Linked DNA regions of Homo sapiens: region 1 is linked to region 2. A link is an interaction called in ENCODE POLR2A ChIA-PET data of the cell type or tissue named here. Cell type or tissue: IMR-90. All regions are shown on one strand. Links, peaks and the distances in the headings refer to the core of each region. The heading gives the core; the rest is flanking DNA. Region 1 overlaps ME1 (malic enzyme 1). Region 2 overlaps ME1 (malic enzyme 1).

Evidence for each region. Peaks named below come from ENCODE experiments on the same cell type or tissue, not always from the same donor. Only the 100,000 strongest peaks of a DNase experiment are listed, where the experiment ranks them.
Region 1: POLR2A ChIA-PET joins it to region 2 with 9 read pairs; 2 of 35 experiments call an interaction of 5 or more read pairs at or near these places.

The regions. Positions count from the first base shown.
Region 1 is chr6:83,370,032-83,386,318 of GRCh38, forward strand. All of the region lies in intron 3 of ME1 (malic enzyme 1), which reads right to left. Among named protein-coding and RNA genes, the nearest start is that of ME1, 53 kb to the right of the region's middle. In IMR-90, for the core only: no CTCF peak of the experiment used is centred there; DNase peaks (open chromatin) are centred at 8,800 and 9,170; H3K27ac peaks cover 1,069 bases.
Region 2 is chr6:83,317,784-83,334,070 of GRCh38, forward strand. The region is part of intron 5 of ME1 (malic enzyme 1); the gene reads right to left. Among named protein-coding and RNA genes, the nearest start is that of ME1, 110 kb to the right of the region's middle. In IMR-90, for the core only: no CTCF peak of the experiment used is centred there; no DNase peak of the experiment used is centred there.

The DNA.
Region 1 (16,287 bases), core at 6,707-10,706, 54 kb after region 2:
TAGAATTATTGCAAAGAGTTTAAGAATCTACATCTCAATCAAAAATAAAAACTTAGGTTAAATACAAGTGATTCAGGCTAAAATTTGTAAAGACCGTTACATACTAAAATGGATAAAGTTAGGAAGATATGTTCATACTTTTCTGTGACATTAGAATTAAAGAAATGAAGTAGCTGACAAATCCCTGTCTTTCTCAGTCTGTACTGTAATTATTTCAAGATACTATATGGTGAGAGGAAAAGGCATAATAAATTCTACAGCTTAACTTTGCAGGAAAAACAGTCAACTTTACTTACACTGTGTTCAATCCCGTATGTGATAACTTGCTTGCTTTTTCTAAACTCCCTTTCAGTAAAGAAGGTGGCAAAGGTACCATATTTAATGGGACAGATGACAATTGTTTGAATATGACATAATAGAGAGGAAAACGAGACAATTTGAAATGAGGATTGAAAAACATAGAAATATCCATAGAATGATAAACTCCTATGCATAAAAAGCAACTGCATAAGTACCAAAGGCTTGCCAAATATCCATCCTACTCATCCTGCTTGAGTTAGCAAATTCTATCAAATAGAATAATTACTTAGTCTCACATTTAGACTGGTATCTCAGGTTTCTTTCCAAACATTACAAATAACAGCAATGAAGTAAAGGGGAAAAAAGCACTTCTCACTGTTAAATGAAAATATATACATCCTATCCAGCATTTACTGGCAACGCAAAGAAAAAATATTTCCATTACTTAATGTCTAGGGAATGACAGTTATATCCAGGGCCAATATAAACTGACTATGCAATGGGATCCAAGAGCGGAAATAGGAGAGACATTCTATGATGGAAGTGCACCAGAATGACTCCATGCTTTTATGCAAGAAGTCAAAGGCATAAAGCACAAAAAACATTAATGAAGAAAAAGAGGATACGGTAGAATTCAATTACCTCTAAACATATAACACTTTACTTAGACCATTAAGATTTGCCCCAATGTTCACATGAAATTTACCTGTGCTGGCTCAAGATCTCATGTCCCAAATCTTTAGGTAATCTCTATCATTAATACAACTTTCATTAATCATATTGTTGTTGCTATAAACTTTCTAATAATTTCATTTATAATTTATTCTAAGAATTTTATTATTGTTTCTCTGATAAAACAGCATTCTTGAAGAGCAATAGCTTCTTAGTTGAAGTTTTATTTTCAAGTTCCTTTCAAACTGCTACTAAAGTAAATCCTACAGCCTTGACTTAGCCTTTATCCAGAAGTCTTTCCCTTTGCTGATCTTTACATTGGAAGTCTACATTCTTGCAGATTAGTGTATCTAAACCCAAAACTAACTGATCAAACTATTCAATCAATCAGTCTCATTTCCTATTCTAATGTTTTGGAAAACTGACAGAGACTCACATGCATATGCTGAAAACTGTAGGAATAGGCCTATATAAACCTAAACAGAAAAACTGCTGTTTGTTCACAGGCCTTGTTGCCGGGTTTTTCCTTTTCAGAGAAAAGAAAATGTATCAACAGAAAAATATAAGCCATACAGACAGACTTGGTATACTGCCAAATACAGTTCAAGCAAATTCTTCTGATATGAGGCAGTTTTCCAAAGAATTTTCCAGGGGAGGTTGCTACTGCTGGGTACTAAGAAAACGATCCCTTCAATTCTACTCTATAAACCAAATAATGCCCATTTTCCCTCAGATCTAGATCACCTCTGCACAAATTCAAATTTATGCTACTACTGAAAATCTGTCACTAGTTTCCTTCAAGTCTAGCACGAGTGAGAAATATGTTTTCAAAAATTATAGCTGTACTATTATCATATCAATAAGACTTGGTTCAGAATAGAGTTCTCAGGGTACTTCCTTTGGGGTGTTGTGCCTGAATTCCAGTTCTCTCTGGTTTAGGGGCCCCTCCTGTATGATTCCATGGCACCCTATATTCTCTTATCATAGTGTTTATCACGCAATATTATAATTGCTTGTTTGTCTCCTCTGTTAGATCATATGCTTCATGCAACAAACCATTATGTCTATTGTATTCATTATTTTATTCCAATGACCTAATACAGTGTCTAGCAAATAGTAGCTGAGGCATATTAAAGATGATCACAAATCCTTTGACACTTCTCCCGTAGAGAAGTGGGGTCGATGTCTTCTCCTTAATTTCAGACAGCCTCTGTAACTGCTTTGACCCATAAAATATGACAGAAGTAAGGCTGTGCCAGTTTCCAACCAATTCTTAAGAACTATCAGCTTCCACTTCCTCTCTCTTCAAACATTTACTCTTGGAACCCCAAGACTGACTGGGGTATGGTTTGAGAGACTTTCCTAGGACAACAAAAGCATCAACAGTTTTAATTTAATCAATTTCTAGATATTTACCTTTCATATCTCTCTTTCCTAAATTTGATCTGCCAAGACCTAGTGTGGTTCTCCAAGATTGATCCACTCATGTGGATTCTCCATTCCCTAGCTGCTTTAATACTAGACTTTCTTCTCTCTTACAAAAGAAAGACACCAAATTATCTATCTCAAGTTGCTATTGGCATTGTCCCGAGGTGTAAAAACCTTTGGGATTTTACTGGATTTGGTGAGGTAACTTACACGACCAGGTAAGGCCTGCTAACGTGTGCTTTATCTGGTTTTTCACATATTCCTGTTACAGGTAAACTCTAACACTAGAATGAGGGTATTTTTAGTTCTGAATTCAGACAATGTAGAGTAGACCAGTGGGAGATGGCTTCACTGTTGAGGGAGACACTCATGAAAGTAAGGCAAAAGAACCATATGTTGAAAATGGCTTTTTCCCTCACATATTTGACAAAAAGCATACATTTCCAGCTATTCACAATGGTTATGCTATGTCCACCGGAAAGAAAGAAATATTCAAACAGCTGAAATAAGTAAATGTTTAGTGATGTTGAATGTTTTAACATAAATAGAATACTTTCCAAAACTACTAAATATTCCCAGATATACTGGCTAAAACCTGCAGATAAAAATTTCATGTTATTTTCATTCAAATAAAAGTTCCATCCTTCAGTTAGATATTAGATAACACTTTATTAAATTCGAGCATTTATTCCTGTTAAATAACCCTCATATTAATTTATTTTATCAAATGTTTCATATTTCCTGTATCTTTGTCCAAAGGCCAAATTATTGACAGACCACCAAACCAAGCATTTTTAGTAACATGTATTTGTTTTTTTTTCTTCTGAAGAGTCTCACTTCATCGCCCAGGCTGGAGTGCAGTGGTGCGATCTCAGCTCACTGCAACCCGTACCTCCCGGGTTTAAGCGATGCTCCTGCCTCAGCCTCCCCAGTAGCTGGGACTACAGGTAGGTGCCAACAAGCCCAGCTAATTTTGTATTTTTAGTAGAGATGGGGTTTCACCTGCTGGCCAGGCTGGTCTCGAACTCCGCCCACCTCAGCCTCCAAAAGTGCTGGGATTACAGGCGTGAGCCACCGCACCCAGCCAGCAATGTGTATTTTTATCTTTCATTAAATACATAGAAAGTTTGATCATTATATTTAACAAAATTAATTTGTTAAATTTATTTTAATTTAAATTTTATTTTACTTTAGGATCTGGGATACATGTGTACAGAACATGCAGGTTTGTTACATAGGTAAATGTGTGCCACGGTGGCTTGCTGCATCTATCGACCTGTCATCTAGGTATTAAGCCCTGCATGCACTAGCTATTTGTCCTGATCTCCTTCCCCTCACCCCCCACAGGCCCTGGTGTGTGTTGTTCCCCTCCCTGTGTCCATGTGTTCTCATTGTTCAACTCCTACTTATAAATGAGAATATGCGGTGTTTGGTTTTCTGTTCCTGTGTTAGTTTGCTGAGGATGATGGCTTCCAGCTTCATCCATGTCCCTGAAAAGGCCATTATCTCATTCGTTTTTATGGCTGCATACTATTCCATGGTGTAATATGTACCACATTTTCATTATCCAGTCTATCATTGATGACCATTTGGGTTGGGTCATTGATGACCATAGTGCTGCAATAAACATATGTGTGCATGTATCTTTATAATAGAATGATTTATATTCCTTTAGGTATATATCCAGAAAAGGGATTGCTGGGTCAAATGGTATTTCTGGTTCTAGACCTTGGAGGAATCACCACACTGTCTTCCATAATGGTTGAACTAATTTACATTCCCACGAACAATGTAAAAGCATTCCTATTTCTCCACAGCCTCACCAGCATCTCTTGTTTCTTGACTTTTTAATAATCACCATTCTGACAGGTGTGAGGTAGTTTCTTATTGTGGTTTTGATTTGCATTTCTCTAACAATCAGTGATGTTGAGCTTTTTTCATATGTTTGTTGGCCACATAAATGTCTTCCTTTGAGAAGTGTCTGTTCACGTCCTTTGCCCACTTTTTGATGGGGTTGTTTGTTTTTTTCTTGTAAATTTAAGTTTCTTGTAAATTCTGGATATTAGACCTTTGTCAGATGGTAGATTGCAAAAATTTTCTCCCATTCTGGAGGTTGCCTGTTCATTCTGATGACAGTTTCTTTTGCTGTGCAGAAGCTCTTTAGTTTAAGTAGATCCCATTTGTCAATTTTAGCAATGTTGCAATTGCTTTTGGCAATTTCATCATAAAATCTTTGCACATGCCTATGTCCTGAATGGTATTACCTAGATTTTCTTCTAGAGTTTTCATGGTTTTTGGTTTTACATTTAAGTATTTCAGCCATCTTGAGATAATTTTTGTGTAAGGTATAAGGAAGGGGTCCAGTTTCAGTTTTCTGCATATGGGTACCCAGTTTTCCCAGCACCATTTATTAAATAGGAATTCCTTTCCCCATTGCTTGTTTTTGTCAGGTTTGTCAAAGATCAGATAGTTAGAGATGTGTGGTCTTATTTCTGAGGTCTCTATTCTGTTCCATTGGTCTATGTGTCTGTTTTGGTACTAGCACTATGCTGTTGTTGTTACCATAGCCTTGTAGCATAGTTTGAAGTCAGGTAGCATGAGGCCTCTGGCTTCATTCTTTTTGCTTGGGATTGCCTTGGCTATATGGGGTCTTCTTTGATTCCATATGAAATTTAAAGTAGTTTTTCTAATTCTGTGAAGAATGTCAATGGTAGTTTGATGGGAATAGCATTGAATCTATAAATTACTTTGGGCAGTATGGCCATTTTCACAATATTGATTCTTCCTATCCATGAGGATGGAATGTTTTTCCATTTGTTTGTGTCCTCTCTTATCTCCTCGAGCAGTGGTTTGTAGTTCTCCTTGAAGAGGTCCTTCGCATCCCTTGTTAGCTGTATTCCCGGGTATTTTATTCTTTGTAGCAATTGTGAATGGGAGTTAATTCATGATTTGGCTCTCTGCTTGTCTATTGTTGGTGTATAGGAATGCTTGTGATTTTTGCACATTGATTTGGTATCCTGAGACTTTGCTGCAGTTGCTTACCAGCTTAAGGAACTTTTGGGCTGAGACCTTGGGGTTTTCTAGATATAGGATCATGTCATCTGCAAACAGAGACAGTTTGACTTCCTCTCTTCTTATCTGAATACCTTTTATTTCTTTCTCTTTCCTGATTGCCCTGGCCAGAACTTCCAATACTATGTTGAATAGGAGTGGTTACAGTGGGCATCCTTGTCTCATGCCAGTTTTCAAAGGGAATGCTTCCAGCTTTTGTGCATTCAGTATGATAATGGCTGTGGGTGTGTCATAAATGGCTCTTATTATTTTGAGATATGTTCCATCAATACTTAGTTTGTTGAGAGTTTTTAACAGGAAGAGATGTTGCATTTTATCAAAGGCCTTTTCTGCATCTATTGAAATAATCATGTGGTTTTTGTCATTGTTTCTGTTTATGTAATGGATTACATTAATTGAATTGTGTATGTTATTTCTAAATGCCCAACACCAGAACTTAATATATGCATACATACGTACTTCCAAGTAATATCATACTTGGAAGTGTTTCATACTCTCTAGTTCATAAATAACTTGTAGTTTCTGCTATATATTATACTGCTTTATTACAAATTAACAAATGAGAAACAATTATCTTGTTTTATAATTTTTAAATAGATAAATCATTTAATTATATCTGCATCATGTTAATCTTGACATTATGATTTTTATTAATCATATAAGCTGTGTTCTATAAATTATTTCTCAGTGGTGTTTATAATATTTAAAAAAAGAGGCCAGGGCTGAGCACGATGGCTCATGCCAACACTTTGGGAGCCTGAGGTAGGTGAATCGCCTGAGGTCAGGAGTTCAAGACCAGCCTGGGCAACATGGTGAAACCCCATCTCTACTAAAATGCAAAATTAGCTAGGTGTGGTGGCGCATGCCTGTGATTCCAGCTACTTAGGAGACTGAGGCAGGAGAATCACTTGAACCTGGGAGCTGGAGGTTGTGGTGAGCCAAGATTGTGCCATTGCACTCCAGCCTGGGCAACAAGAGTGAAACTCTGTCAAAAAAAAAAAAAAAGAAAAAAAGAGGCCGGGTGCAGTAGCTCACACCTGTAATCCCAGCACTTTGGGAGGCCAAGGCGGGCTGATCCCCCAAGGCCAGGAATCCGAGACCAACCTGGCCAACGTGGCGAAACTCCATCTCTGTCAAAAAAAAAAAAAAATTAGCTGGGTGTGGTGGCGGACGCCTATAATCCCAGCTTCTTGGGAGACTGAGGCAGGAGAATCACCTGAACATGGGAGGCAGAGGCTGCAGTGCCCTGAGAATGCACCACTGAACTCCAGCCCAGGCGACAGAACCAGACCCTGTCTCACAAAAAAAAAAAAAAAATTCAAAAAAGAAATATTAACACATTTTGATTGAAAAATGAAGTCAGAATTTTTCTGGCAGAAAGTAAGTCTAATTCACCTGTAAGATTTGATAAAGAGGACTGTTTGGGCCAATGAGGTTACATGGCAAGTATTTTCCAATACATCAAGGAATGAAATCTGTAACTTCAAGTTTATGACAAAAGTGTAAGATACACACATTTCATACTGAAAAAGTTTATACTGTGGAAATGTATCAAAACTAATATTTTAATTTTCCCAACCCTTTATAAGTATCTCAGATTAAATGACTTTAAGTGAAAAAATAACAGATATTAGACCATTTGAAAAATCTTGGTAAAGACTTTTGGAGACAGTTTTCAGAAATTTAAAAAGTGATGATTATGATGATGGGGTAACAAATCCTTTTGAAATTCAAGTGGCTTCTAATTCTTTGCTTTCAACAATTTTGAAGGAGAATATAATCTAGTTGTCAACTGGCACATCAATTAAAAATAAGTTTCCATAATATATCTCTACATGTTTTTTGGCACATGACTTGGAAACAGTTCTAAGAATTAAGTGACACTGCTAAACAAAACTCTTTGACATTTAGTAATAAGAAAGAAAAAAACAACTTTCTATCAAAAATGTCTTTTCAGAAAGAGGAATGATAATCATCTGGCATTGATGAAATTACCAGTCACTCTCAAACATGCAATTGCAGACTTGAGAGCATAGTTTTTGGAAATACTTAAATTTAACCCAATATTTGGCAGCATACTGGCAATCAAAATAACTTAAACTTTTAAACTCCCAAATATATAATATAATAATTTAATTTAAAAGGGAGAGGTACTAGGTTGGTAAATAATTATTTGAAAAAAAATGTATATGAAGCCTTTGGGATCTCAGCCTTCAGATTTCCCCAAGATCTTGCTAATTAACTATGTTCATAGCTGGGAAGGCAAAGGGATTGGTGTTTAGAAAGTATTTTTAAAAAACAAAGACTCAAATTATGGTTTTAGTTTGTGATCTTTTTTTTCCATTTAAACTAAAATAAATTGCTAGTGGATTCAAATAAATTTAAAAAGGTTTGAGGCAATAATTAATAAAGTCACAGATTCAGTAAAATCATGAAATTATTCAAACCATAGAAAAATGAGAGGAACCACAGAGATCCAGAAGACAGGCAAGATTTACTCTGTTTTCTCTGAGCTGCAGTAAGGTGCCCCATACCCAGGGGAGGAAGAAAGTGTGAGACTCTGCTAAAGTGGGTCAGATTATTTTTTTTAAAGGACACGAGCCCTCCACTGAGCCTAGGAGGAACTCAAGGGCTAACAACTATCTAAAATGTGTGTTTGCAAGACTCATTCATTAAAAATAATTAATACAATGGGGGGGTGGGGAAAAGACAGGAAAAAGATGTTCTAAAGAAAACTACTATAATTGAGCATAAAATAGTATATAGGCAAAGCTCAATAGGAAAAACTGAATTAGTTCTCAATTCTAGCAAGAGAGAAAGAAGAAAAAAAGGCATTTCTTTGATTTTGAGAGGAATTTATCAAATGGGTCTTTATATAAAGCACATTGAACAACATTGTAGACATTGTTTCTAACCACAGTTTCAATGAAAGATATAAAAGAATTTTCTCTACTTGGTATTTTTTTCTCATATAGACCCTGACAAAAACTAGATACAATGAAAGTTACATATGCCTGTAAATCAGGTTGAATGAGTCAGAAATAATCTTTGCCGAAGACAGTTTGCTATATTGTTAAAGTATCAAACTAGAAGGTATCTTCTTTATTCAGATATTTATATTTGTCCATTGATTGGAGAAGACATGAGAGGGAAGGTTTTTTCTTTCTTCCTCTTTTTTTTTTTTTTTTAACCAATTCAATGTGGCAGTTAGCAGATACTTGGACAACAGAAATCCTTCATGTAACTCTCAAACTGACTGAACTGGCTTAATACATAAATGAGACTTTCAGCAACTTGTTCATCTGTTTTCCAACCACAAGGAATTCTTCCTACCATAGTCATTAGTGGTTTTCTCTGGGTACAAACTAAAGAAGACTGCCCTCTGGGATTGCTTGAGGTTTTTGTTTTGTATTGTTTTCTAGCATGTACCTCATTTCCAAATAAAAGCAAGAAGAAAACAGTTCAATATATTCTTTGGCATTGCTCATGATGGTTACTTATTTATTATAGAAATGCTCTAATTACTTCCTTATTTTCAACACTAATAAAATGAATTTCATTAGTGTAACTTTTCACATTTTAAAATAAACTCTGCTCTATTTTGTTGCATGAGAAATAATGAAAAGTAATAAAGAAACCATACTACCATCTCCAAGACTTTAACAGTCACATGTTAGGAATGTCTTATAACTGCAAGATAAGTCACAAGCTAAATTTGGTAAAGAAATAATCTTTGCAAAAAGAAATCTACAACATCAGTATCTTATTTATCTTACTAGAAAAATTAGTGACCTCATCTGCTCATGTGAAAAAGAAAGAACTCCCCAATATAAAATAGATTGTTTTCTGGGTGAGGACTTTCTTGAGAAACTTTATATAGTTTAAATTATCACTTAGATTTAACACTTTCCACCTGTCTTCAGAAATACTTGTATTTCCTTTAAGGTACTAAATATGATATACTAGTCGTGAGACAGAATAACATAATAGCTTCCTTTGCATTCTATGAATGCTTGTAAACACCGTTTTCAGTAATTTTTATATGAATCTTGATTTGTTAGTGTCTTAGAAATATCTTCATTAATGATATTTATAATACATAATTTACATTTGCTTGGTTTTTTGAAATCCAGTTCTTAAAATTATTTTTTTAGTTGATGAGTCAGATGACATCCATCCTTTTCCATTATTATATATTACTAAATACATGTTATAACATTAAACCAATTATGTTCCAATGATAATTTCTGTAATCACGTTTCAAACTAAGTTTCAATACGTAGAAACTTCTGCTTTATAAGAAAGAATTTGATATTTGAGAACTGTACGTACATTTGAATTGTAGATAAATCAGTTTTTAAGTTCTATATACCTCTTGTCAAAAGAAAGGTTTAAGAGGGAACATTTTACTTAAACAAAGTAACAATACTCATTTTACAGAAGAGGAAACTAAAGTTCAGATGAGACATTTAGTAAGAAGAAATGGAGGGATTCAAACCAACCCTCTTCAGGTCCAAAGCACATACAAGGCTGGCAATGTTTGTCATAGTTTATTGCCCATTTATTCACTTAACAAAAATTGCTAATTCTACTAAGTTCAGGGGTATAGCTGAAAGATACAGAGTTGCTACCCTCAAGAAAAAAATCAGTCAGTAGATAGAAAAGAAAGTCAGTTACTACACCATCAATATGAAATAGATTGTGAAAATGCCCAGGGGATTTCGAGGGCATTCAACTTGGGGTAGGGACATGAGTGGGAGGAATAGGAAAGAGATGACAGAGAAGCAGGCAAAGAAGTCAAATTACAAAAATCCTTGAATATCATGCTAAAGAGTTTGAATTTTATCATGGGGGAAATGGGGAGCCATTCAGTTATTTTAGTCAGGAGAATGACATAATTAGATATATCTTTTTGAAAATCCACTCCCTTTTGACAGTCTTCAAGGGTAAATATGCAGTAGTAGTCCAGGAAAGAAACAAGAAGAACCTAGCTAAAAAAAAGTGGCAATGGGGATTGAAAGGACAAAAGAGACTCAATAGATAATTAAGGGATACAATTTCTAATGCTCAAAAAGGGAAAGGAAGGGGAAAAAATCCTGATTATCTCTGAGGTGTTTGCTTTAGTAACTGAATGAATGATGTTGCACCTTACAATGTTAGAAAACCTGGGAGCCTGGGATGTTAGGCTGGGGAGTGGGTAAGTGGAAGTAGTTGTTTGCCATATTAAGATGAGCTACTTAGTAGTTGAAAATACGAGTAATAATCTTAGGAAAAGAAATCTAGGCTACAAATATTGACTTGGAAATTCTCCAATTACATGTGACTAAGAGAATATATAGAATAAAAAGAAAATAGAACCCAGAATAAAACCTTGGCAAGAACCAACATTTTAGTGGGTGGAATGGATCACTGCAGTTAGCTGAACAGATTAAGAAGGAAATAATTGAAGAAAGGAAATGTATTAGATATAGTTCATGGAAATAAAAAGCTGAACCAATGAATTCATGGGGAACATGGAGAGAAATATCTGAGATAAGGAGGATAAGGCTGCAGAGTGTTTACATTCTTGTAACTGCAAGAGTGAGATGAGCCAAAAACACAGCTGGAATGAAACACTGAGGAGCAGAAGGCCCAGCCGAAATTGAACTGTGCAGGCAGAATTATAGCACTCCACCCCCACATTAATAATATTTTAATTAAAAAATAGGTGCACAGAAATGAAATGAACAATACTTACTGGCTTCATAGAACATGATCTAATTGGCTCTTCTGGGAGGGCAAGAAAGGATTGGTTCAGGATGGATTTGTACAGTGAGTAAAGGACAAGATAGTGAGGTGATTGACTTGGGCTATAAATAAAATGAACTATATTAAGCCTGCAAGCTTAAGAAATTCTTTTTTTTTTTTTTTGAGACGGAGTCTCGCTCTGTTGCCCAGGCTGGAGTGCAGTGGTGCAATCTCAGCTTACTGCAAGCTTGAGAAAGTCTTATGTACAGGAGACCTTCTTATCTCCAGCTGATGTATTTAGAGTCTGTGTATATACCTACATGCTGTGTGTCCATATCCCTATCACCTCACCTACCTATAGCCATCAGTACAGGACTACAAGACTGTGGAATTATTCCCATGTGAACTGGTTGCTGCTATTGGCAACTCTGTTAGCTTACAGCTTTTCTTGATTTCCTTGCTCCATATCTTAAGAGGATCAAGTGCATTCAAAGCAATTAAGAATTGGAAAGGGATCCAATACTGCAAGTCTTCTTAGTGCCCTTTCCATTCCATTCTAGCTCTCATTTCTAATATTTTATCCACATGGCAGCCAGAGTAATCTTTTAAAACTTTAGTTAGATGCTGTCTACTTTGAATATTCAATGGCTTTTTAAATGGATTAAGCTTTATAATGAAACTCTATCATGACCCACACACCCTGCATGAGACTGCTGTCTACCTCAAACTTCATCTCATGCCACCTCCCCAGTCCCAGATCTTTTGAACAAGCTATCCCCTCAGGCTCAAAGGTTTTTATTTTTTCCTTTTTTTTTTCCCTGATTTTCACAAGCTGCTTCCTTATCCTTCAAGCGGCAGCCTAAACTATCTCCTTACAGGCACTTCCCTAACTATACTGTGAAAGGAAATCCCCTGTTATTGTTTATCATTGTCCTCTGTTCATTTCCTTCATAACACAAACAGTACTCATGTATTTCTTTGTTCACTTGAATATTACCTGTAAATTCCACAAATGCAGAAATTAAGTCTTTATTTACCTATTCTCAATGCTTGGTAAAGTGCCTGGCATGCAGTGGACGCTCAATAAATTTCTGGTAAAGGAAGGAAGGAGAAGGGAAATAATAAGCATAGTCAATAATTTAAAAGACTGTAAAGAAATGGCAAGGTTGGGAAGAAAAAGCAAGAATCTTCCGGAAGAATTGAATGGTCAATAATATTATCTGACAATTTCTAAAATTAGGTTTAAATGTTAAATTACTATAATTAATCCAGTCAGTATTAGGAACTTTTAAAAGTGAAACCATAGTAGAGCAATATTCCTAAGAAATATCTGCTAGAATTAAGCTCCTCTGAAAAGCAATATATGAAACTCTTCACAAGTAAACACTCCAGTATTTGAGAAAATAATCTTAATTAACAAACATAATACATCATTTTACCTTTTGAAAATCAGAACACATATTAATCAATAGGGAAAGGTCCAAGGAGCTACATGATAAGAGTGCTGCTTCTCTGAGCAACTCAGAGTAGAGTTGGAAAACATAATCAATCTAAGATAAGAAGACTCAAGATTGGTCTAGGAATATGTATTGGCTATTTTCATGTGTCAACCTAGCTAGGCATAGTACCCAGATGTTTGGTCAAACATTCTAAATGTTTCCATGAAGGTAGTTTTTAGATGATACTAATATTTAAATCAGTAGATTCTGAATAAAACAGATTACCTTCCACAATGTGTATGGGCCTCATCCAGTCAGCTGAAATCTTATTAAAAAAGACTGACCTCCCCCGAAAAAGAGGAAATTCTGCCAGCAGACTGTCTTCAGACTCAAACTGCAGATTTTAGACTTGCGAGCCTCATGGGACAACTCCTTAAAATGTATACACACATACATATACACACATATACATACATACATACACACACACATATATACTATTGGTTTTTTTTCTCTGGAGGACTCTTACTAATGCAAAGTATTAGGAGGAAGAAAACAAGTTCAAGCCCCAACTCTGGCACTTACTATCTGGTGATACTTTCCTCTGAATGATTGTTTTACATTATAAAATGAGCAGGTTTTAAAAATCAACAAATAGCAAATGTTACTGACTCAATCTCTACATATCACAGCTCAACTATTGTTTCCAAATAAATGTGGACTCAAAATGTACAGAAAATAATTTTATATAACCTCTTCTTCATTTATTCACTTTAAAACTAGTACAAGCACCCAATTAATTAAGTATAAATAGACTGTTGTTCTGATAAACTCCAAAGTACTTTTCATGGTAAAAAGCACTGGAAAGAATCCTAAGGTAACACTGATCTCATCAGGCAGATGGCATTTATTTGGCACGTTGACAATAAAAATGAACTTATTTAAAGAGGGAAATAATATACTTGCACATTTTCAGCTTTTAAAATAAATTACCTCATTTCATAGTGAAAATGTTTTATTTCACAAGGCAGCACTATTTTTGTAAAATATGATATTCTCCAAATTATTATAAATGCCATTAATTCAGCCACCAATCATATTAAGATCAGGGTTTATACTGTTAAATGAGAAACTTCTTTGCTTAGAAAAAAATAAAATTTGATATCCTTAAGGATTTAAGTAGATAACATTTAATTTGGAATCCTTCTATCAACTATTTTATAAATTTTACCATAGCAAAGATAAAATATTATTACAAAATATACAATAAAACATATAGTATTGAGTTAAAATTGACAATTTGCTGCACCCATGTTGCTGCAAAGTACATGATTTCATTCTTTTTATGGCTGTGTAGTATTCTATGTGTATACGCACCACATTTTCTTTATCCAATCCACTGCTGGTGGGCATCTAGGTTGATTCCATGTCTTTGCTATTGTGAATAATGCTACAACGAACATACCAGTGCATGTGTCTTTTTGGTCGAATGGTTTATTTTCCTTTGGGTATATACCCAATAATGGGATTGCTGGGTTGAATGGTAGTTCAGTTTTCAGTTATTTGAGAAATCTCCAAACTGCTTTCTACAGTGGCTAAAATAATTTACATTCCCACCAGCAGTGTACGAGCATTTCTTTTCTTTGTAACCTCACCAACATCTGATTTTTTTTAACTTTTTAATAATAGTCATTGTGACTGGTGTGAGATGGTATCTCACTGTGGTTTTGATTTGCACTTCTCTGATGATTACTGATGTTGAACAGTTTTTCATGTCTTCTTTTGAGAAGTGTCTGTTTTTTGCCCACTTTTTAATGGGATTGTTTGGTTTTTGCTTGTAAATTTAAGTTCCTTATATTAATAGATTCTGGATATTAGAGCTTTGTCAGATGCATAGTTTGTGAATATTTTCTCCCAATCTGTAGGTTGTCTGTTTATTCTTTTAATAGTTTCTTTTGCTGTGCAGAAGCTCTTTAATTAGGGTCCTTTTTTCGTTTTTGTTGCAGTTGCTTTTGGGAACTTAGTCATAAATTATTTGCCAAGGCCAATGTCCAGAATGGTATTTCTTAAGTTTTCTTCTAGTGTTTTATAGTTTTAGGTTTTACATTTAAGCCTTTAATCTATCTTGAGTTAATTGTGAAAGGAAGGGATTCTGTTTCAATATTCTACATGTTGCTAGCCAGTTATCCTAGCACCATTTATTGAATAGGGAGTCCTTTCTCCATTGTTTGTTATTGTTGACTTTGTCAAAGATGACCTGGTTGTGGGTATGTGGCTTTACACCTCATCTAGTGATTAAGTTCTACATTCTGAGGCTATGCCATGCAAGCATACACTTTCTTCTATATGAACATCTTTCAAATAATTGAAGGCTTAACTATCAAGTCTTTCCTTTTAAGCTAAACATTCCTATTTCCACCAACTGTTTCTCACATGACAAGTTTTCAGTAACTGTCACTGTTATTGTCACTTTCTCTGGATATCAATGACACTTCAAAACCATGGTATGCAAAACTAAATACAATATTCGAGATGTGATTTGGGTAGAGGATGCAAAGTGATATAAGAACTATGCCTCCTTTTTAAAAATTCTTTATTTTTAGTAAAGAACAGTGAGATTTATAATCTTCCTTAAAAACAAATACTCTTTTTAAAGATGAGGAAATAATGCCCAAATTAATAGACTGCCATAAATACCACCTGAGATAAAACTTGGCAATTTTTCTTAATTCTCCATATGCTATGTGTAAACTTAAGTCAAAACACCTGAACGTACCACACAGATTGTACAAAAGTTATTTTTGGATCCTAAACTAAATTTCCATTCAAGTTTTCCACATTTAAAATCTCTAGATGAATATGGAGAGCCGATGAACTGTTACTTTATATTTTTAATGGCATTTTACAGTAAAAGATAAGTTTCACTGCCTTGAAGATTTATACGTCTACGCACAAATTTAGACAACCCTTAGATCTTGATGTAAAGAACTGATGTTAGAAACATGTCTACATTTTTTCCATTCTCCAAATTTTTCCTCATTAAGGCAATGCTTAGGAAAGAAGACAGTTTGGTATTTTAAACTACTTCTGGGCACTCACTGAATTTCCAGTACTTAAGATATAGAATACTCTACCTCACTCCTATTTAGCACAAGTCATATATACATTTTCATAAAAATAACTTTTATTCTGCTTGGAAAAAATAATTAGTTTAAATTCATAATTTAAGAAATCATCATCTATATCTCTATAATAAATAAAAATCCACTTTTAATAAATAATTATCTTTAACTACAAAATCAACTGAGGTAACAGTTAAGACTTGAATTAGTCCAGACATTCCATCTGACTTGTTTCATATCTTTGAAAAAAATTACACCATGTATTTCTTTTTCTCATACCTTAAAGTAGGGGTAAGCCAGTTTCAAGGGAAATGAAATAAATGGACCAAATAATATTACAGAATAAGTATAAATCAAAATCAAAGGCTTATTACCATAGATAAATAGTGAAAATGTTTTTAATATTTAACATTAAAATGATCACTTTTCTGGAAGCATTAAAAGCTAGTTGCCCTCTTAAACATCAACTATTTGATGTTTAAGAGAATTTCTAGAAATACAGACAATTATAACAAAATAAAAAATAA
Region 2 (16,287 bases), core at 5,254-9,253:
ACAATTGGAAAAAACTACTTTAAAGTTCATATGGAACCAAAAAAGAGCCCGCACTGCCAAGTCAATCCTAAGCCAAAAGAACAAAGCTGGAGGCATCACACTACCTGACTTCAAACTATACTACAAGGCTACAGTAACCAAAACAGCATGGTACTGGTACCAAAACAGAGATATAGATCAACGGAACAGAACAGAGCCCTCAGAAATAACGCCACATATCTACAACTATCTGATCTTTGACAAACCTGAGAAAAACAAGAAATGGGGAAAGGATTCCCTATTAAATAAATGGTGCTGGGAAAACTGGCTAGCCATATGTAGAAAGCTGAAACTGGATCCCTTCCTTACACCTTATACAAAAATCAATTCAAGATGGATTAAAGACTTAAACATTAGACCTAAAACCATAAAAACCCTAGAAGAAAACCTAGGCATTACCATTCAGGACATAGGCATGGGCAAGGACTTCATGTCTAAAACACCAAAAGCAATGGCAACAAAAGACAAAATTGACAAATGGGATCTAATTAAACTAAAGAGCTTCTGCACAGCAAAAGAAACTACCAACAGAGTGAACAGGCAACCTACAAAATGGGAGAAAATTTTTGCAACCTACTCATCTGACAAAGGGCTAATATCCAGAATCTACAATGAACTCAAACAAATTTACAAGAAAAAAACAAACAACCCCATCAAAAAGTGGGCGAAGGATATGAACAGACACTTCTCAAAAGAAGACATTTATGCAGCCAAAAAACACATGAAAAAATGCTCATCATCACTGGCCATCAGAGAAATGCAAATCAAAACCACAATGAGATACCATCTCACACCAGTTAGAATGGCAATCATTAAAAAGTCAGGAAACAACAGGTGCTGGAGAGGATGTGGAGAAATAGGAACACTTTTACACTGTTGGTGGGACTGTAAACTAGTTCAACCATTGTGGAAGTCAGTGTGGCGATTCCTCAGGGATCTAGAACTAGAAATACCATTTGACCCAGCAATCCCATTACTGGGTATATACCCAAAGGACTATAAATCATGCTGCTATAAAGACACATGCACACGTATGTTTATTGCGGCATTATTCACAATAGCAAAGACTTGGAACCAACCCAAATGTCCAACAATGATAGACTGGATTAAGAAAATGTGGCACATATACACCATGGAATACTATGCAGCCATAAAAAATGATGAGTTCATGTCCTTTGTAGGGACATGGATGAAATTGGAAATCATCATTCTCAGTAAACTATTGCAAGAACAAAAAACCAAACACCGCATGTTCTCACTCATAGGTGGGAACTGAACAATGAGAACACATGGACACAGGAAGGGGAACATCACACTCTGGGGACTGTTGTGGGGTCAGGGGAGGGGGGAGGGATAGCATTGGGAGATATACCTAATGCTAGATGACGAGTTAGTGGGTGCAGCGCACCAGCATGGCACATGTATATGTATGTAACTAACCTGCACAATGTGCACATGTACCCTAAAACTTAAAGTATAATAATAAAAAAAATAAAATAAAATAAAAATAAAAAATAAAAAGATAGGAAAAAAAACAAAAAAGGAACTGGTCCCGCATCACTCTGACATGCCAGCCAACATAGGAAGGAGGCCTATTTTGAAAGAATTGTGAATGGAGCCTCTGTCAAATTGAGTAGAGTATAATCTGATAACAGAGAAGGCCTAAAGAGTTTTTAAGGGTATGGCACTATCTTGGATTATTAAGACAGAGACACTTCAAATGAAAATAATTCTCTGGGTCCCCAATTTTCTGTAGTCAGGAAGCAGACTGAGAAAGTTATTCAGCTGCTAATACAGATCATTTCTTATGAAAGAGGAAGGATATCTCAGAGGACACAGCCAAGAACCCAGAAGGCAAAACCAAAAGCCCAAAAAAGAACAATGAACTACAGAACCACCCTGAGGAAACTTAATGGGCCCTATTCAAAGAATATTCCCTTCTCTTCCCCATGTAGGTGGCCTGGCAACATGTGCCCAGTTAGATTTCAGAATTGCTATGTACCATTTAGAGCCATATGATTCCTACTCCTCCAGCTATGAATGAGAATGTTGATGGTGGTTATTCTGTCCCTGCCTCACCGTTGTATGTTTGATATGTGGGAACACAGAAATGAGTTCCACCAAGGAGCAAAACCCAAGAAACCTCATTTGCATCTAGATCAGATTTAGATGACAATTTCTTGAACTTTGGACCTGTTGCTATTAGTGGGATGAAACTTTTGAAATCCTAGGATGGTGATAAGCATATTTTATATGTGGAATGTGACCAATTTCTGAAGAATGAGAACTGATGTGGAGAAAGGTCCAGCTGTGCCAGGCATCCTAGCCTTCCTAGCCATTCCAGTCCAAACTGCCAGCCAACAGAATCATAAACATTAATAAAACAGTAATTGTTTTAAGCCACTGAGAGGGTGATGTTAAGAAGGTTAAACCTTCAGATGTTAAGAATAATCTGAAGAGGAGTTTACTTACAGGCAACAGAAATTATAGCCCAGTTCTTCACACTTGTTGTCCTGTTGTAATTAGTAATGGCACCCTCTGTCGTTGTGAAATTGTCTTGGTTTGGCCAATATATCTTACTTATAATGTATTGCATAAGAAGAGTTAAGGATTTCCAGCTAGCTGAAAGTTAACAAGTTATATCATATAAATATATTTCAGATGAAATGTAAAATCTGAAATCAAGTGCCGCTGTAAACTGCAGCTGTTCCTTAAGGCATAAAAACTTTAAACAATTACTGGCAGGCTTCTGAGCAGCTGAAGTTGAAGTGCCAATGTGCTACTAATGGCTGCCAGAATTAAAATACTTTCTCCATGTCTAGAATATATTTAGACTTCTAAAATGTGAATTAGAAAAATTACACAATTGAGAAAAAAATGCTACGTTTCCCCTTCTCTTTTCTCCCTCCTTTCCCATGTTAATAATTAAAGTATACACCATAAAGAAGTCTGACTACAATGTAGTCGATTACAAAGATTTATGAACAAGATAGAGATTCTGAAGTAAATCAGAAAGTTAAAAAATTATCGATTCCCAGGTAAGATGACCAAATAGGAACAGCTCCGGTCTGCAGCTCCCAGCAAGACCAATGCAGAAGGTGGGTGATTTCTGCATTTCCAATTGAGGTACCCGGTTCATCTCATTGGGATGGGTTAGACAGTGGGTACAGCCCACAGAGGGCAAGGAGAAGCAGGGTGGGGCATCGCTGCACCCAGGAAGCGCAGGGGGTTAGGGAACTCCCTCCCCTAGCCAAGGGAAGCTGTGAGGGACCCTGCCCTGAGCGACTATGCACTCTGGCTCAGATACAACACTTTTCCCCATGGTCTTCACAACCCACAGACCAGGAGATTCCCTTGGGTGCTTACACCACAACAGCCCTGGGTTTCAAGCACAAAACTGGGTGGTCATTTGGGCAGACACCAAGCTAGCTGCAGGAGTTTTTTTTCCATACCCCAGTGGCACCTAGAATGCCAGCGAGACAGAACCATTCACACCCCTGAAAAGGGGGCTGAAGCTAAGGAGCCAACTGGTCTTGCTCAGCAGATTCCATCCCTATGGAGCCCAGCAAGCTAAGATCCACTGGCTTGAAATTCTTGCTGCCAGCACAGCAGTCAGACCTGGGACACTCGAGCTTGGTGTGGGGAGGGATGTCCATCATTACTGAGGCTCGAGTAGGCAGTTTTCCCCTCACAGTGTAAATAAAGCCACTGGGAAGTTTGGACTGGGTGAAGCCCACCACAGCACCACAAAGCCACTATAGCCAAACTGCCTCTCTAGATTCCTCCTCTCTGGGCAGGGCATCTCTGAAAGAAAAGCAGCAGCCCCAGTCAGGGTCTTATAGATAAAACTCCTATCTCCCTGGGACAGAACACCTGAGGCAAAGGGCAGCTGTGCGCACAGCTTCAGCAGACTTAAACTTTCCAGCCTGACAGCTCTGAAGAGAGCAGCACATCTCCCAGCACAGCATTTGAGCTCTGCTAAGAAACAGACTGCCTCCTCAAGTGGGTCCCTGATTCTTGTGCCTCCTGACGGAGAGACACCTCCCAGCAAGGGTCAACAGACACCTCATACAGGAGAGCTCCGGCTGGCATCTGGCAGGTGCCCCTCTTGGGGGAAGCTGCCAGAGGAAGGAACAGGCAGCAATCTTTGCTGTTCTGCAGCCTCCGCTGGTGACACTAAGGTAAACAGGGACTGGAGTGGACCTCCAGCAAACTCCAGCAGACCTGCAGAAGAGGGGACTGACTCTTAGAAGGAAAACTAACAAACAGAAAGGAAGAGCATGAACATCAACAAAAAGGACAACCATGCAAAAACCCCACGCGAAGGTCACCAACAGGGAAGACCAAAGGTAGATAAATCCATGAAGATCAGCAAAAACCAGCACAAAAAGGCTGAAAATTCCAAAAACCAGAATAACTCTTCTCCTCCAAAGGATCACAACTCCTCACCAGCAAGGGAATAAAACTGGATGGAGAATGAGTTTGACTAATTGACAAAAGTAGGCTTCAGAAGGTGGGTAATAACAAACTTCTCTGAGCTAAAGGAGCATGTTCTAACTCAATGCAAGGAAGCTAAGAACCTTGATAAAAGGTTAGAGGAATTGCTAACTAGAATAACCAGATTAGAGAAGAACATAAATGACCTGATGGACCTGAAAAACACAGCACAAGAACTTCATGAAGCATACACAAGTATCAATAGCTGAATCAATCAAGTAGAAGAGAGGATATCTGAGATTGAAGATCAACTTAATGAAATAAAGTTTGAAGACAAGATTAGAGAAAAAATAATGAAAAGGAATGAAGAAAACTTCCAAGAAATATGGGACTATGTGAAAAGGCCAAACTGACGTTTGGTTGGTGTACCTGAAAGTGATGGGGAGAATGGAACCAAGTTGGAAAACACTCTTCAGGATATTATCCAAGAGAACTTCCCCAAACTCACAAGACAGGCCAACACTCAAATTCAGGAAATACAGAGAACACCACAAAGATACTCCTCGACAAAAGCAACCCCAAGATGCATAATCGTCAGATCCACCATCGTTGAAATGAAGAAAAAAATTTAAGGGCAGTGAGAGAGAAGGGTTGGGTTATCCACAAAGGGAAGCCCATCAGACTAACAGTGGATCTCTCTGCAGAAATTCTGCAAGCCCGAAGAGAGTGGGGGCCAACATTCAACATTCTTAAAGAAAAGAATTTTCAACCCAGAATTTCATATACAGCCAAGATAAGCTTCATAAGTGAAGGAGAAATAAAATCCTTTACAGACAAGCAAATGCTGAGGGATTTTGTCACCACCAGACCTGCCTTACAAGAGCTCCTGAAGGAAGCACTGAATATGGAAAGGAAAAACCGGGACAGGCACTACAAAAACAAACCAAAATGTAAAGACCATTGACATTATGAGGAAACTGTATCAACTAATGGGCAAAATAACCAGCTAGCATAATAATGACAGGAGCAAATTCAAACAACAATATTAACCTTAAATGTAAATGGGCTAAATGCCCCAGTTTGCCAGACACAGACTGGCAAACAGGATAAAGAGTCAATACCCATCAGTGTGCTGTATTCAGGAGACTTATCTCACATGCAAAGACACACATAGGCTCAAAATAAAGGGATGGAGGAAGATTTACCAAGCAAATGGGAAGCAAAACAAAAACAAACAAACAAACAAAAAACAAAAAAAAAACCCCAGAGGTTGCAATTCTGGTCTCTGATAAAACAGAGTTTAAACAAATAAAGATCAAAAGAGACAAAGAAGGCTATTACATAATGGTAAAGGGATCAATTCAACAAGAAGAACTAAGTATCCTAAATACATATGCACCAATACAGGAGCACCCAGGTTCATAAAGCAAGTTCATAGAGACCTACAAAAAGACCTAGACTCCCACAAAATAATAGTGGAAGACTTTAACACCCCACTGGCAATATTAGGCAGATCAACAAGACAGAAAATTAACACAGATATTCAGGACTTGAACTCAGCTTTGGACCAAGCCTACCTAATAGACATCTACAGAACTCTCCATCCCAAATCAACAGAGTATACATTCTTCTTAGCACCACACAGCACTTATTCTAAAATTGACCCCACAATTAGAGGGAAAACACTCTTCAGCACATGCAAAAGAAAGGAAATCATAACAAACACACTCTCAGACCACAGTGCAATCAAATTAGAACTCAAGATTAATAAACTCACTCAAAACTGCACAACTACATGGAAACTGAACAACCTGCTCCTGAACGACTACTGGGTAAGTAATGAAATTAAGGCAGAAATAAATAAGTTCTTTGAAACCAATGAGAACAAAGACACAATGTGCCAGAATCTCTGGGACACAGCTAAAGCAGTATTTAGAGGGAAATTTATAGCACTAAATGCCCACAGGAGAAAGGGGGAAAGATCTAAAATTGACACCCTAACATCACAATTAAAAGAACTAGAGAAGCAAGAGCAAACAAATTCAAAATCAAGCAGAAGATGAGAAATAACTAAGATCAGAGCAGAACTGAAGGAGATAAAGACATGAAAAACCCTTAAAAAAATGAATGAATCCAGGAGCTGGTTTTTTGAAAAGATTAACAAAATAGACTGCTAGCCAGACTAATAAAGAAGAAAAGAGAGAAGAATCAAATAGAAACAATAAAAAAATGATAAAGGGGAGATCACCACTGATCCCACAGAAATACAAACTACCATCAGAGAATACTACAAACACCTCTACAAATAAACTAGTAAATAACCTAGAATATCTAGAAGAAATGGATAAATTCCTGCACACATACAGCCTCCCAAGACTAAACTAGGAAGAAGTCGAATCCCCGAATAGACCAATAACAAGTTCTAAAACTGTGGTATTAATTAATAGCCTACCAACCAAAAAAAAAAAAAAAAAAAAAAAAGCCCAGGACGAGATGGATTCACAGCCGTATTCTAACAGAGGTACAAAGAAAGAGGAGCTGGTACCATTCCTTCTGAAACTATTCCAAACAATAGAAAAAGAAGGGCTCCTCTCTAACTCATTTTATCACATCAGCATCATCCTGATACCAAAACCTGGCAGAGACACAACAAAACAAGAAAATTTCAGGCCAATATCTCTGACGAACATTGACACAAAAGTCCTCAATAAAATACTTGCAAACCGAATCCAGCAGCACATCAAAACTTATCCACCATGATCAAGTGGGCTTCATCCCTGGGATGCAAGGCTGGTTCAACATATGCGAATCAATAAATGTAATCCATCACATAAACAGAACCAATAACAAAAACCACATGATTATCTCAATAGATGCAGAAAAGGCCTTCAATAAAATTCAACAACCCTTCATGCTAAAAACACTCAATAAACTAGGTATTGATGAAACATATCTCAAAATAATAAGAGCTATTTATGCTAAACCCACAGCCAATATCATACTGAATGGACAAAAGCTGGAAGCATTCCCTTTCAAAACTGGCACAAGACAAGGATGCCCTCTCTCACCACTCCTATTCAACATAGTATTGGAAGGTCTGGCCAGGGCAATCAGGCAAGAGAAAGAAATAAAGGGTATTCCAATAGGAAAAGAAGAAGTCAAATTGTCTCTCTTTGCAGACGACATGATTGTATATTTAGAAAACCCCATTGTCTCAGCACAAAAACTCCTTAAGCTGATAGGCAACTTCAGCAAAATCTCAGGATGCAAAATCAATATACAAAAATCACAAGCATTCCTATATACCAATAATAAGCAAATAGAGAGCCAAATCATGAGTGAACTCCCATTCACAATTGCTACTAAGAGAATAAAGTACCTAGGAATACAGTTAACAAGGGATGTGAAGGACCTCTTCAAGAAAAACTACAAACCACTGCTCGAGGAAATAAGAGAGGACACAAACAAATGGAAAAACCTTCCATGCTCATGGATAGGAAGAGTCAATATCATGAAACTGACCATAGGGCCCAAAGTAATTTATAGATTCAATGTTATTCCCATCAAACTACCACTGACCTCCTTCACAGAATTAGAAAAAACTACTTTAAATTTCATATGGAACCAAAAAAGAGCCCATATAGCCCAGACAATCCTAAGCAAAAAAAACACAAAAAAACGAAGCAAACAAAAAAAAAAAAAAACAAAGCTGGAGGCATCATGCTACCTGACTTCAAACTATACTACAAGGCTACAGTAACCCAAACAGCATGGTATTGGAACCAAAACAGATATATAGACCAATGGAACAGAACAGAGGCCTCAGAAATAACACCACACATCTACAACTATATGATCTTTCACAAACCTGACAAAAACAAGCAACGGGGAAAGGATTCCCTATTTAATAAATGGTGTTGGGAAAACTGGCAGAAAACTGAAACTGGACCCCTTTCCTTACAACTTATACAAAAATTAACTCAATATGGATTAAAGATTTAAACATAACACCTAAAACTATAAAAACCCTAGAAGAAAACCTTGGGAATACCATTCAGGCCATAGGCATGGGCAAATATTTCATGACTAAAACACCAAAAGCAATGGCAACAAAAGCAAAATTGACAAATGGGATCTAATTAAACTAAAGAGCTTCTGCACAGCAAAGGAAACTATCATCTGAGTGAACAGGCAACCTACAGAATGGGAGAAATTTTTGCAATCTATCCATCTGACAATGGGCTAATATCCAGAATCTACAAGGAACTTAAATTTACAAGAAAAAACCAAAACACTCCATCAGAAAGTGGGCAAAGGATATGAACAGACATTTTCAAAAGAAGGCATGTATGTGGCCAAAAAACATAAAAAAAAGCTCATCATCACTGGTCATTAGAGAAATGCCAATCAGAACCACAATGAGATATCATCTCATGCCTTTTGGAATGGTAATTGTTAAAAAGTCAGGAAACAACAGATGCTGGAGAGGATATGGAGAAATAGAAATGCTTTTACACACTGTTGGTGGGAGTGTAAATTAGTTCAACCACTATGGAAGACAGTGTGGCGACTCCTCAAGGATCTAGAAATAGAAAAATCATTTGACCCAGCAATCCCATTACTGGGTATATACCCAAAGGATTATTGTTGCGGGAAGTCAGGGACCCCAAACAGAGGGACCGGCTGAAGCCATGACAGAAGAACGTGGATTGTGAAGATTTTATAGACATTTATTAGTTCCCCAAATTGATACTTTTATAATTTCTTATGCCTGTCTTTACTGCAATCTCTAAACACAAATTGTAAAGATTTCATGGACACTTATCACTTCCCCAATCAATACCCTTGTGATTTCCTATGCCTATCTTTGCTTTAATCTCTTAATCCTGTCAGCTAAGAAGGATGTATGTCACCTCAGGACCCTGTAATAATTGCGTTAACTGCACAAATTGTACAGCACAGCATGTGTGTTTGAGCAATATGAAATCTGAGCACCTTGAAAAAAGAACAGGATAACAGCAATTGTTCAGGGAATAAGAGAGATAACCTTAAACTCTGACCATTGGTGAGCTGGGCAGAACAGAGGCATATTTCTCTTCTTTCAAAAGCGAATGGGAGAAATATCACCGAATTCTTTTTCTCAGCATGGAATATCCCTGAGAAAGAGAATGCGCACCTAGGGGTAGGTCTCTGAACTGGCCCCCCCGGGGCACACCTGTCTCTTATGGTTGAGTCTGCAGAGATGAAATAGACTCCAGTCTCCCATAGCGCTCTCAGGCTTATTAGGAAGAGGAAATTCCCGCCTAACAAATTTTGGTCAGACCAGTTGATCTCAAAACCCTGTCTCCTGATAAGATGTTATCAATGACAATGGTGCCCGAAACTTCATTAGCAATTTTAATTTCGCCTCGGTCCTGTGGTCCTGTGATCTCACCCTGTCTCCACTTGCCTTGTGATATTCTATTACCCTGTTAAGTACTTGATGTCTGTCACCCACACCTATTTGCATACTCCCTCCCCTTTTGAAAATCCCTAATAAAAACTTGCTGGTTTTTGTGGCTTTTGGGGCATCACGGATCCTACCAACATGTGATGTCTCCCCCGGATGCCCAGCTTTAAAATTTCTCTCTTCTGTACTCTGTCCCTTTATTTCTCAAGCCAGCCGATGCTTAGGAAAATAGAAAAGAACCTACGTGATTTTTGGGGCAGGTCCCCTGAAAGATTATAAATCATTCTATGATAAAGACACATGCACACGTATGTTTATTGCAGCACTGTTCACAACAGCAAAGACTTGGAACCAATCCAAATGCCCATCAATGTTAGACTGGATAAAGAAAATGTGGCACATATACACCATGGAATACTATGTAGCCATATAAAAGAATGAGTTCACGTCCTTTGCAGGGACATGGATGAAGCTGGAAACCATCATTCTCAGCAAACTAACACAGGAACAGAAAACCAAACACCGCATGTTCTCACTCATAAGTGGGAACTGAACAATGAGAACACATGGACACAGGGAGGGGAACATCACACAGCGGGGCATGTCAGGGGGTGGAAGGCAAGGGGAGGGATAGCATTAGGAAATACCTAATGTGGATGACGGGTTGATGAGTGCAGCAAACCACCATGGCACATGTATACCTATGTAACAAAGCTGCATGTTCTGCACATATATCCCAGAACTTAAAGTATATAAAAAAATTCTTCCAATCATAATAATGTCCCTGTTAAAAATTAGTTTTTTTAATTTCATAATTTTAATTAAGATAATCAAGGCTTGAATAATTAGTGCATTCTCAGAGATTTGGCTGACAAAAAAATTAGTATCTACAAAAAGCAATTTAACAACATTATTCAGTTTTGATAATGGTTCCACAGACAAAGTAGACTGGCACAGAAGTGATATTAATTTACTGGATTAAAAACTTCTTATGGTCAGGAGCAAACACTCAATAGATCACTGTTAGAGAATAAATACTTGGTATTAAGGAAGCACTTAAAAAAGGGTGGAACTTCTTTAGCACTAGGTGTTACACTAAATGCATGTGGTGCCACTGAAGACTTATGAAAATTTACAAGCCTGAGAAAAGGAAAAAGACTGGGGCAAAAGTAAGGAATAAGACATATGGAAATATAAGAGAGCTCAAAAAAAGGAGATAAGGAGGGTATATATTGGTAATTATACTAATGATCTTACTATTCACATTATCTCAATTCTGCACCCTTCAGAATTTATAACTGAAGCATCTATTTATTTGAAGTTAATAGTAATCACTATCAAATCTCACCTTGTTTTTGTCTCCCACATTTCTATCTTTACAATCTGACGTGTCTGAGAATTTAAAAATATTATCTTAATATTATAAGTATTTTTCTCATCACAAAAGCAATATTTGTTTATCAGAAATGTTTGAGAGCACTGAAAAGTAAAATTAAAACCAAAGAATACCAATAATCTCTACCCATTCAGAACTACCCAACATTAGCACCTTGATGTATATTCTTCCAGGTCCTTTTCTTTGTATCTATGCATATATAAGATTATCTGTCCAAATTTGGGATGATAGCATAGAGTATATTTTAACCTCTTTTCACAAAGGAATATATGATGAAAGCTTTCGTGTCAATAGACAAACATCTGTACTGGTACTCTGCTCTCCTAGAATGTATGAATAAATTAACAGCACCTCATCACACCTCCAGTGGTATATAATAAGTATGTCTATTTTGTTGCAGTCTCAAATAAGGTATCTTTTCATATCATGCCTATATCATGAAATATACATATAAATATATAAGAAGTAACAATAAATTCATATCTGTACCTGCTATATGTGTGTCTCTGTGTGGCACATAGGCACAAAACTGTTCTCAAGCAGCATTCATTTATATTCCTTTTATATTACTGTTGTGCATTTTTTCATAAGTTTATTGACCATTTTTATTTCTTCATTTGTAAATTATCTGTGTCCATATGTCCTTAGGCAATTTGTATAGTGGAGATTTCACATTTTCTTACTTACTTTAAAGTGTTCTCTTTTTTTATGTCTTCTTTTAAAATTATTTTTTAGAGACAAGTTCTCACTCTGTTGTCTATCCTGGAGTGCAGTGGCATGATCATAGACAGCTCACTATAGCCTCGAACTCCGAGACTCAAGGAATCCTCCCACCTTGGCCTCCCAAGTAACTAGGACTACAGGCACCATACCTGGCTAATTTTATTTTAATTTTTGCAGAGACAAGGTCTTGCTTATGTTGCCCAGGCTGGTCTTGAACTCCTGGGCTCAAGTGATCCTCTCACTTCACCTCCTAAAGTGTTGGGATTACAGGTGTGAGTCACTGAGCCTAGTCTAATATTCTCTTACTGACCTGAAAGTATTCTTTAAATATTAAGAACATTATACACCTTTATCTTCTATACTGATGTAACTATTCCTCATTCTAGCATTTATTTTTAAACTCAATTTATAATCTACAGAAAATTATTTTCTTTGTTACCATTTCTCATTTTTTGTTATGGATTCTATAAATAAATAATATATAACTTTTGCTGTTTTGTTGCCTCATGTCATCAATAAGAATAAGCAAAGTAACCATCACATTCAGGTAAGAGTCTAAAACCAGTACCACTAAAATGTCAGCATGCATATGAGCTGGCATGATTATTAAAAAGTGCTAGAAATAAAAATGATTAAAATTTAGTTGTGATTCAGTATGTCTGGAGCAGGGTGCAAAATTCTGCATTCTTAACACATGCCCCTGATAATTCTGAAGTGGTGAGAACTTGTATTATTAAGTTATTTCGAACTTGTATTATTAAGTTAAAATAAAACCATTCTACTTCCTACTAGGTTTCTGTCTCATTTAAATAAATTTTCCATTTTGTTCTATACAATCAGTATTTCTAAAATTTACATAAAAATTTCAAGGAGTTCCTGCTAGTTATAGTGTGCATAAAATCAAACTAAAGAAAGACCCCATTCTCTTTCCCAAGGCACTAGTGTAGTGTCTCAGGAAACAGATAAATAAATTCTTGATAAAATCTATTAAGATCTTCTAATTTAGAGAGGGTGGGGCAAAATGAGACCACAAAGAGCAAGCAAATGAAACTCCAAGCCAAACTCCTGGGAGTTGAGAATTTTCTTCTCTCCCCTGGCTTTACTAATGATGACTGGTATTCATTCCAATACAGGATCACTTGTCTGAAGTGGCAAGGGTACACTGTACACATCAACCAGAGGCCAGACTAAACATAAAACTAGACACAGAAAAGCTGAGACCTGGAGCAATGGTTTAATAAGCAAAGAATACGCAGAAATCACATTCTCCTACTCATTCTGCCCGTGACCTCTTGAGGACTGATCATGTGCTATGGGTTGAAAGGTGTTGCCCCCAAATTCATATGTTGAATCCCTAATCCCAGTACCTCAGAATGTGACGTATTTGGAGACAGAGTATTTAAAGAAGTAATTAAGTTGAATGAGGTCATTAGAGTGGGCCCTAATCCAATATGACTGGTCCTTTTAAGAAGAGGAAATTGGCCGGGTGCGGTGGCTCACGTCTGTAATCCCAGCACTTTGGGAGGCTGAGGCGGGTGGATCACGAGGTCCGGAGTTTAAGACCAGCCTGGCCAAGATGGTGAAACCCATCTCTACTAAATATACAAAAATTAGTCGGGCGTGGTGGTGGGCGCCTGTAATCCCAGCTACTCAGGAGGCTGAGGCAGAGAATTGCTTGAACCCGGGAGGCGGAGGTTGCAGTGAGCTGAGATCATGCCACTGCACTCCAGCCTGGGCAACAGAGCAAGACTCCATCTCAAAAAAAAAAAAAAAAGAAGAGGAAATTAGGATACAGACATACACAGAAGAAAAACTGTATGAAGACACCAGAGGAAGACGGGCATCTACAAGTCAAGGACACAAACCACAGAAGAAACCAACCCTACCAACACATTGATCTTGGACTTCCAGCCCCCAGAACTGTGAGAAAATAAATTTCTGTCAGTTAAGCCACCTAGTCTATGGCTCTTTGTTACAATAACCCTAAAAAAAAGAATATCCCATATAACGTATGAAAAGGTTCTTTAAGACATAATAATGTCCAAACAAGCAGGAAGGGAACACAAGGAACATCTACTCAAATTATTTTTAGTCAAATAGCAAGCCTCAATATTAGTCATATACAAGAAAAACAGACATATAATCAACATAATTTCTATGAAAAGATTTGGCAACAGCAAAAAAAGAAGGAATTAAACATGACATGTTCTAAAGAAAATTTACTTCACGTAACAAGTAAACTTTATATAGCAACTGCTTCACAATTAAAGAAAATATGGACTGTGAAATAACAGAGGAAAGATGAGATGAAAATATAAACACAAACACCCTACCTAATTTAATACTTAGTATTATTAACTTAAAGAATAAGAGTATTTTCCATCTAAACAAAATCAAAATGGCCATTATTTTAAAGTCAAAAAAAACAATAGATGTTGGCACCATGTGGTGAAAAGGGAAAACTTATACACTGTTATTGAGAATGTAAATTAGTATATCATCTATGGAAAACAACATGGCGATTTCTCAAAGAACATAAAGTAGATCTACTATTCAATCCAGCAATCCCACTACTGGGTATCCACCCAAAGGAAAAGAAGCCATTATATCAAAAAGACACCTGCACATGTATGTTTATCACAGCACAATCCACAATTGCGAAGATATGAAATCAACCTCAAGTGCCCATCAACCAATGAGTGGATAAAGAAAATTTTCACATATATATCATAGTATACCACTCAGTCATAAGAAAGGATAAAACAATGTCCTTTGCAGCCACTTGGATGAAACTGGAGGCTATTAACCTAAATGAAATAACTTAGGAATGGAAGACCAAATACTGCATATTTTCACTTATAAGTGGGAGTTAAGCTATGGGTACATAGGAGTATACAAAGCAGTATAATGGACACTGGAGACTCAGATGGGAGGAGGGTAGGAGGTAGGTAAAGGATAAAAAATTACCTATTGGGTACAATGTTTTTCAGGTGATGGGTACACTAAAAGCTCAGAGTTCACCATTATATAATTCATCCGTGTAACCAAAAACCACTTGTACCCTTAAGGCTATTAAAATAAAAAATAAAAATAAAAAAATAAGAATATTTTTTAGCCAAGTACTTCTGTGTACTTCTGTTTTGGCATCTTAGTTCCTTAAATTTCCTTTAGTTGAAAGCTGCAGAAGCTTAAAAGCAGTCAGGCAAGTGTATCTTTATGGCAAGTGAAGACTGTCTTATTAACTGGCAGCTAATTCCATTTCTATTTTCATTACTATCCAGTACATGTAGGTATGATAAAAGAGGAAAACATTTATAATTTGTATTTAAAGGGGATTTACTTTTATTAAAATTTGCTAGGTTATTCTGGATAAGAAACTAAGTGATATTATCAAGCAGTTTCTATATTTTTATTATTAAGTGTAAAATATGCAGAGATTCAAAAAAGCAATTAAGATTAAAAATTAGTACTACAGGAACATTTTGACTAAAATCAGTTTTCCATATGTGAAACTGCCACTACATAAAAACACCATTACATTTTAAATGAACTCATAGACTCAGTCATAATTAAGTTTTCCTTCCTGTCTTCTCAGTAAAGCAGCAGTGAAAGAATAAATACAAAAAATACAAAATGTCAGAATGAATAAAATAAGAACATTATGAGTAGCAACTCAGTTGATTCCAAATATTTTTCTATTCTTCACACACATTATGAGTTAAAGACCATAAAAATTTAGATTAGGATGTTTTACAGGTTACAATATTACTAACATATTTTGAACTCCAAGAGCTCAAATGGAGAAAGTAATATGTTGGAGCATTTCTATCTATTTTAAGCAACAGAAAAGTTAATCCAGAATCTTAAACAACTTCTATTTTTATCCTGAACAGCACTGTATTGCTAACGGAATACAGTTGATATGTGTAGCCCGAAAGTCAATAAAATTAAGGGCAAATTGAGTCAAAGATGAAAACATATTTTGCTTAATAAATACAACACACCTTGATCAGTTTTTAGAAAAAAAATACTTGCCCCAAAATTAATTATTCTGATTAACCAAATAATATGTAACTATTTCTTTGCTTAGAAATGTGAAATACTGATATAAAACTCCAAGTCAGGGGGGGAGGAGCCAAGATGGCCGAATAGGAACAGCTCTGGTCTACAGCTCCCAGCGTGAGCGACGCAGAAGACGGGTGATTTCTGCATTTCCATCTGAGGTACCGGGTTCTTCTCACTA